Linked DNA regions of Homo sapiens: region 1 is linked to region 2. A link is a contact called in ENCODE Hi-C data. All regions are on one chromosome and are shown on one strand. Each heading gives the region's core, a stretch centred on a gene start or an enhancer-like site at or near the end of the contact. The rest is flanking DNA. Distances are from core to core; before and after follow the strand shown.

Evidence for each region. A loop is a pair of places that touch in the nucleus more often than their neighbours do. Pooled maps may share reads with other maps.
Region 1: a loop to region 2 is called in a map of CD4-positive, alpha-beta T cell, with 14 times the contacts of the local background. The contact joins the promoter of ADAMTS17 here to the promoter of IGF1R in region 2. A Hi-C loop is called at or near these places in 1 of 168 maps with a recorded cell type or tissue (CD4-positive, alpha-beta T cell), 1 of 37 single-sample maps with no recorded cell type and 8 of 50 pooled maps.

The regions. Positions count from the first base shown.
Region 1 is chr15:100,340,519-100,344,697 of GRCh38, forward strand. It overlaps ADAMTS17 (ADAM metallopeptidase with thrombospondin type 1 motif 17), which reads right to left and starts at 1,457. Exons shown (of 22, transcript NM_139057.4): 1 at 1,303-1,457; 2 at 521-891. The coding sequence starts at 1,381. SPATA41 (spermatogenesis associated 41) reads right to left here. Exons shown (of 2, transcript NR_028139.1): 2 at 3,939-4,179. RefSeq lists an enhancer at 1-309.
Region 2 is chr15:98,645,988-98,649,881 of GRCh38, forward strand. IGF1R (insulin like growth factor 1 receptor) reads left to right here and starts at 2,552. Exons shown (of 21, transcript NM_000875.5): 1 at 2,552-3,688. The coding sequence starts at 3,595. It overlaps IRAIN (IGF1R antisense imprinted non-protein coding RNA), which reads right to left. Exons shown (of 1, transcript NR_126453.2): 1 at 1-3,894. RefSeq lists an enhancer at 654-1,275 and silencers at 1,287-1,336, 1,347-1,816, 1,877-1,936, 2,307-2,576.

The DNA.
Region 1 (4,179 bases), core at 207-2,706, 1.7 Mb after region 2:
GGCCTGTCTGGGTACCTCTCCAAACTTCCTGTTCCAGGTACAGAGAGAAGACTCAAAAGGAAGGGAGGTGAATGCCCACTCCCCCACCTCCAAGTCCAAGAACATAACACCTACACGTACACAGGTACTCCCGTGACATACACTTTGACACGGCGGTGCAGATGCAGTGTTCTCTACATTGGGGCCAAGGCGCCTCTGTCCAGGGCCCTGACAGTTTCATCCCTGCCAGATCTGCGCTCCCTAGAGCGGGCGGCGTATACCCCACGCAACCCCAGCTCCGCGCGGGTTCCACGGGCTGCAGAGGCGCTGGACTGGGATGCTGCCCCTCCCACCCCCTTTGCCTATAGAGGGTACCGAAGGCCGGGGTGGGGGATGGGGAGAGGTGGAAAGGCAGGGGGTTCCCTCCGGTTCCCCTGGAGGCTGGACTTCCAGCAGAGGCGCCCCACCCCCACCCTCCACGGCGACCACTCTGCGTCGCAACAGACCGGACGGGCCGACCCGGAGGTGGCGCGGGCAGTACCAGGCCGCCGGCGGCGCCGCAGGCGCTGAGCGAGACGAGGGAGCCGGGGTGGCCGAGCACACGGCCCGAGTAGAAGCACAGCTCGGCGGGGCGGCCGCGGCGCCGGGCCGCGCCCGCCTCCTCCACCTCGAAGCCTCGGGACAGGAAGCGCAGGTCGCGGCGCAGCTGAAGGTACAGGTCGCGCCCGAAGGCCGGCAGGTGCAGCAGCAGGGCGCGCTCTCCGGGCCGGGCGCGCGGGGCGGCTGGGGGCGTGCGGGGGCGTCGCCGCCGTCGGGGCCCGGGGGCTGCGGGCAGCGGCGGCAGGTGCACGTCGTCGGGGCGCACCCGCCACGGGAGCACCACCTCCACGTCGGCCGCCGCGTCGCCGACAGCTGCGGGGAGAGAGGAGACGCGTCAGCGCGGCGGGGCCCGCCCGGACGCCCGCCCTCCCGCTGGCCGCCAGCCGCGCCAGCGCGGGGACAGCGCGACCCGGAGCCGGCGCTGCCTTCCCTTCCCTCGCCCGGCACCTCCACGCTGGCCCGCGCCACCCGGGGAGGGTCTCCGGCGCAGCCGCGCGAGCACCTCCCGGAACGGCGCCGCGCATCGGCGAGCGGAGACCCGGCGGCGGCGCGCCTGCCACGGAGCCACCCGATTCCCGTACTCCGGCCGCGGCCCGCGCCTCCTCCGCTCGGGCGCCGTCAGCGGTCCCGCCGCCGCCCCCGGGCCGCCAGGACGCCGCGAGAACGCAGAGGGAAGGTAGCCGCAGGACGCGGGGTGAAGAGGGCTGTGGGAGGGGGCGCTACCTGTGCCCGGGTCCAGTCCCCAAACCAGCAGCAGCAGCACGGGCAGGACGAGCGGAGGCAGCAGGGCGCCGTCACACATGGTACCCGGGACCGGCAGCCCCCCCGGACCGTGGCGGCGAAGCAGGAGCGCGCTAGGCGGCGGCGCCAGCCGGAGTGAAGCCCTCCAGCCTTTGGAAAAAGTAATTAGCGCTGCGGACAAACCCAACGTGGTAAACCCCAAGCCCCGCCTTCCCCTCGGAAGGCGGGAGGGGATTGGGCCCTCGCTTTCCTCCGCCCCGCCTCCTCCTTCCCTACTGGTTGGGATGGGTCGAAACCACAGTGCGTAGTTAGGTTGTCAGCGCTTTCTTACACGTGGTTTCTGGGCAGTGGCGGGGACACGGCACCAGGTGGCGCGCGGGAGCCGACCGGAGCCGTGGGACCCTGGAAGAGCTGGAGGATGCGGGGCTGGTCTTCAGAGCTTGTCCTCATTTTGGAACTCTCTCAGCCTGCTGCCCAGTTTCCCGGGAAGGTAGGGCGGAAATCGCCCCGGCCAAGCGGTTTCATCCAAAACTGCATATAATCTTTACATCTGAAGTTAGGTTTTAGTTGTTTGTGGCCGCAAAGACTCCCAGTCCACTTTCCCGCACACCTGAGTTAGCACCTGAAGGCTATATCCGCGGCGTTTATCCAAACTCTTCACACCTCCTGTCTTCTTTAATCCCACAGGAGCCAGTGCAACACGCATGCTCACACCCTCTTACAGACTGAAAAACTGAGGAAGAGAGAGAGCTTAAGGAAAAACGCTGAAGTTACCCAGAGAGTTCCTGTTGGAGCAGAGGCTAGAATTTGTGATCCTGATTTCTGGCTTGGTGCTTCTTATTAACAGCAGGATCCCCCCGCCCCGAGGGAAGCAGGACTCAGTGTTACAGGTTAGGAAACGGAGGCACAAAGTCCCAAAGCCTAGCCTTGAACGTGAGTCTCCCAGAAACAGAATGAGTTGATCCTTTCCTGCCACAATATAACTGAGGTCTGCAGGGAAGGTGACTCCATTAGCTTGCTGAATAGCATCTTGTAGAGGCTCATGCCTGTAATCCCAGCACTTTGGGAGGCCAAGGCGGGCGGGTCACGAAGTCAGGGGTTCCAGACTAGCCTGGCCAATATGGTGAAACCCTGTCTCTACTAAAAATACAAAAATTAGCCAGGCGTGATGGCGCACACCTGTAGTCCCAGCTACTCGGGAGGCTAAGGCAGAAGAATCGCTTGAACCCGGGGGGTGGAGGTTGCAGTGAGCCGAGATTGTGCCACTGCACTCCAGCCTGGGCAACAGAGCAAGACTCCATCTCAAAAAAACAAAACAAAACCAAACAAAACAAAAAAAACAATTAAGTGTAACCATAACCAATCTCAGGTTTCCCGTCCCTTCCCTGTCCTGCTCTTTTCCATTTTATCATAGCAGAAAGGTTATAGTTCCCCGCTGGATGCTGCTTGAAGCCTCGGAATCTAAATTCATCACAGGATTACATATCATCTGAAGGAATCTATAACACTGGCCACCTTCCCCGAAATATAATGAACCCCAAGGCTGAACAGTGACCCTCCACAGAGGCTTGCCACAAAAGGGGCTGCCCTCACTGCTTGGCACCTACAGTTCTGGGGGCATCTGCACAGGTCCTGCTCTTGGCCAGGCCTGGGGCTGTGTTTCTCCCCCTTGCCTCTGTCCAGGTCAACAACCTCAGATGACTGACAGCTCAGTAGCATTTTCTGGCAGCACAAGAAACCTTGGTGATTGAGGTGATGGACACCTCATTTACCCTGATGGGATTATTACTCATTGTATGGCCATATCAAAAAATTTCATGTATATACATTTTGTAAACATATACACCTACTACGTACTCACAAAATATTAATTTTTTTAAAGATATCACAGTAAGTTTCTTAGTGAATCTTTTTGTCAAAAAGAGCCATTTCTAAGGCCTGCCACTGAAAACCATGGAGTATGGGCCACACCACCTCACAAGCGCAAGTCAGCCTGAAGTAGCCATCACCAACCTATCAAGAACCTATCCAAGATGCTCAAATGCTAAAATTAGTCCATAGGGACATGAAAACTAAAACAGAAAGATACTATTTTATCTCCCAACTAACCAAAATTAAAGAGCTTAGAAAAATCAAGAATTAGAGAGGACACTCTCCTACCTAGGGGTGGAGAGTATAAATTGGCACAGCCACTCTGAGGAACAATTGGGCAAACTGTAAAATTAAAGTTTTACTTTTTAGTTTTAATAAAACTAAAAATGCACACATTCTACAACTCTGTAATTCCACGCTGGTTAATTACTCCAGAGAAACTCTGGCACATGTACAAGAATGTTTGTTCACCAGGGCACCTTATTAAGAGCAAAAAATTGCAAAAACCTGAATGTTCATCGTTACATAAACGGCTACTTGAACACCATTAATTAAAGGAAATACAAAAATCTCATATATGTAACAACATGGACAGATCTCCAAGATCAGTTATCGAATTTTTTAAAAAATCAAGTTGCAGAATGAGGCACACCGAAAAAAAAATGTGTATAAACACACAGACACACATGACATGATCTGCATGGATTCAGATAAGTGTACATAAAATCCAAGAGGAAAGTCTGGAATAATACAAGCCAAACTTTGTTAAGGTTTATTGTTCTTTTTGTATTAATTGCATGCTGAGGAAAGGTACTACAAAAGGAAAATGAACACCTGGGACCCCAATTCACTCTGCCAAAGGAAAAAAATCAAGCTGAAAGCTGAGTCAAGCAATCAGCTGCCTTTTCTTCTGTTCCTAAGCAGACAGCGACAGATAAAAGGTTCAACATCTCCACAGGTAGCTGGTAGAGTAAGAGGGAGAAAGAA
Region 2 (3,894 bases), core at 1,302-3,801:
AACCTAAATTTTTGTTCCTTTTTTTTCCCTAAATATTAAGCTATATAATGATACATCTCCCACTTCACTGTTTAAAATAACTTAATACGATTGATTTCCTACTACTTCAGGAAAACACAAACATTTAAAAAATTCACAAATAAAAATCATTTTAGTAAAAAAAAAACACACAAAAACAAATCCTACAACCCCTACAACAACCTATATACATTTAAAAATTCTATAGACCTCTTTATGTTCTTGGGGACAAATAAACAGGCATATTTATTACTAATACTAAAAATACATTGGGTAGTATTTGAAGATTTTATATTAGCACTAGCCTTTTAAAAATCAGCTCTAAATTTTTGTCTTACAAGTATGTATTAAAAATTCTGAAATCAAGTATAATGAAATTATATATCAATATTCCTTTGCATTTAACTCCAGAGTGGATCTGCAGGAATCAAGACCAACCTCATGCAGAGAACTTAAGAAATATTTAAAAATTAGTAGACTGGACTTTAATTCTTCATGTGTAGTGCCTAATTTTTAAATAATACATTTTAAGATTCTAATAAATTTATTTCACTGTTAAATCTAGGAACATCCAAAACTGAAACTCTTTATTTAAAAATCAAGCTGAATTTCAGTTAAACAAAACCATCCCATCATATGAATAACTTTCTTAGGTAAAACAAGGTTTATTTTCTTTCTATACAACTGACTCTGAATTGAGCTAGAAATTTCCAAGGAGGAAAATGATCTAGGAAACAACTTTAGAAAAAAAGGGCTAAGTTTCCGTTATGATAGCTTTTGACTTGTTTTCAGCTCTTAAAAAATTATTTACGAACGATGGATACACGTTCTAATGCAGAAGTATTTTAGAATTAGAGAGTAAAAGAAACCTACTACCTTCCTTTACATCAGGTCCCTTCTACCATCCTACCCGATTGTTTGAGACAACCACTTCTTATCTCGACAATTCACAACTCTTTTATTAGCTATCTTAAAAAAATTTATTACTGGCATCAATTAGCCTGAGTCATGAAACCGGACCACATTAAGGGCGACACATGGTCCAATCACTGTTTGTAAAAGTCCACGTATTTCAAACTCCTCTCTCCTGCCACTGCTGGGCTGTTTCCCTCTTTGAGGACCTGGTCTCCGCAGCATTTATTCATTAGATGGCAGTCCTAGGGGAGTCTCGCTTTGGGGAAACCTCTCCTCCTGCACATTCAAGAAAACAACCGCGGAGACTTAGGGTCGGTACTGGTTTCCAGTCACTTACGTAGCAAACGAAGCAAGAGGAACGTGCCTGGGAGGACCCGAGACAGGTGCGGGTGGGTTTCCGCAGTAGCCGCTGATCCCGAGTGCATGCGGCGTGTTCCCGGGTCGGGACCGCGGCCAAGGGAGGCTTCCCGGCCCCAGCCTCCACCCCCTCCTCGGCGCCCCGGGACCCGGACACGCCCCCCGAGCTTCGGAGACCCGCAGCGTGCACGCGCCCCGGCCGCTCCCCGCAGCCGCCCACGTGGTGGAGCCCTGAGCTGCGCGAGGCCGCGGAGAGCGCTCAGGGCGGGCGGCTGGTCCGGGAGGCCACGCCAGCGCGACCCAGCCGAGTCGGCCCCCAGCCCGGGCCCCCACATTTCCTCCCCCGGAGGGAGGGAGGCGACTCTCCGCGGGCTGCCCTCCCCAGCGCCCGCCGCGCCCTCTGGCGGCCGCCGCGGGGACGCGCCCGGGGCACGCGGCGCTGCCTGTCTGGGCCCCCCTTCCGGGGCGCGGGGCCCGCGAGGGGCGGCGGGGTCCTCTCTCCTCGAGCCACTCTGGGCCGAGCCACACGGGCCGCGCCCTTCCCCCTCCGCTCCCCCTGAGCCCCCAAACTCCGGGCTCCACGGTCGCAACGCCGCGGGCACCCCAGCCTGGCGTGAAAGTGCCCGGCGTAGTAGCCTGGGGGGGGGGTCCCCTTTCTCCCAGGTGCGCCCCTTCCGCCACGTTCGGGCTTTCCAGTACGCAGCGAAAAAAATGCCGCATGCACGCATTTATTTATTTTGCAACAGCTGCAAGAAACAATGAAGCTTTTCAAGAACCGGGGAAACGCGCTTTCCAGCCGCGCTGTTGTTGTTTTCAATGAACCTCTCCCAGCCCCGCACTCCCCGCCCACCCCTCCCCTCTCCTGCCCACCCCTCCCCTGCCTAGCCTTTCCCTGGCTACCCACCCCTGCCCCGCCGAGACCGGACCGGCGGCGGGGGCATTGTTTTTGGAGTCGGGCGGGAGGGGAGGGCGCGTGCGGGGTGGCCGGCGCAGTGCGGTGGGGGCGGGAGCGGGTGGGCACGCGCGCGTGTCTCTGTGTGCGCGCGGGAGGCGGTGGGGCGGGAGATGGGGGCGGCGCCTCGCAGTCTCGCGCCCCACGCCCGGGCTCCGCTCCGCACGTCTTGGGGAACCGGGCTCCGGTTTTTTGCGCGCGCCGGCCTGGGCCGGGCCCTCGGCGCGCCGCTGCTGCGGCGGTGGCCGCTCGAGTGTGCGAGCGGGCGCGTGTGCGCGGGCCAGGGCGCGCGCGCGCGCGCGAGCCCCCAGTGTGTGGCAGCGGCGGCGGCGGCGCGGCGAGGCTGGGGCTCTTGTTTACCAGCATTAACTCCGCTGAGCGGAAAAAAAAAGGGAAAAAACCCGAGGAGGAGCGAGCGCACCAGGCGAACTCGAGAGAGGCGGGAGAGCGAGAGGGACGCCGCCAGCGAGCCTGCCCACGGCCGGCGCTCGCAGACCCTCGGCCCCGCTCCCCGGATCCCCCCGCGCCCTCCACGCCCCTCCCGCGCGGGGGCAGCTCCACGGCGCGCCTCGCCTCGGCTGTGACCTTCAGCGAGCCGGAGCCCCCGCGCAGAGCAGGCGGCGGCGGGCGGGGGCCGGGCGGGGGCCGGCGCGGGGCGGGCGGCGGCGCAGAGCCGGGCGGCGCGGCGGGAGTGCTGAGCGCGGCGCGGCCGGCCCGCCGCTTTGTGTGTGTCCTGGATTTGGGAAGGAGCTCGCCGCGGCGGCGGCGGCGCTGAGGGAGGAGGCGGCGGCGAGCGGAGCCAGGAGGAGGAGGAGGAGGGGGAGCCGCTCATTCATTTTGACTCCGCGTTTCTGCCCCTCGCCGGCCTCGCCTGTGACCCGGACTTCGGGGCGATCTTGCGAACTGCGTCGCGCCCTCCCGCGGCGGAAGCTCGGGCGTCCGGCCGCCTCCCGCGCGGCCAGGGCCGGGCTTGTTTTTCCTCGCCTAGGCAGATTTGGGCTTTGCCCCCTTTCTTTGCAGTTTTCCCCCCTTCCTGCCTCTCCGGGTTTGAAAATGGAGGCCGACGACGCCGACAGCCCGCCCCGGCGCGCCTCGGGTTCCCGACTCCGCCGAGCCCTGGGCCGCTGCTGCCGGCGCTGAGGGGCCGCCCCGCGCCGCCCGCCCCGTCCGCGCACCCGGAGGGCCCCGGCGGCGCCGCCTTCGGAGTATTGTTTCCTTCGCCCTTGTTTTTGGAGGGGGAGCGAAGACTGAGTTTGAGACTTGTTTCCTTTCATTTCCTTTTTTTCTTTTCTTTTCTTTTTTTTTTTTTTTTTTTTTTTTGAGAAAGGGGAATTTCATCCCAAATAAAAGGAATGAAGTCTGGCTCCGGAGGAGGGTCCCCGACCTCGCTGTGGGGGCTCCTGTTTCTCTCCGCCGCGCTCTCGCTCTGGCCGACGAGTGGAGAAAGTGAGTATGTGCCCGCCGCCCGCGGCCACTGCGGGAACTTTTCCTCCGAGGGGCTGCGCCCTGTTTGCGAAACCCGAGTTGCCACCGTCGCAGCTGTCGGGCCCCCGGGCTCGGGAGCGGCGGGGTGGGGCGCAGGGCGGCTCTGCCGGGAGGGAGGCTGCAGCGGACCCGGGACCCGGGCTCGTTCGTCTGGAGCCCCGCGGGCC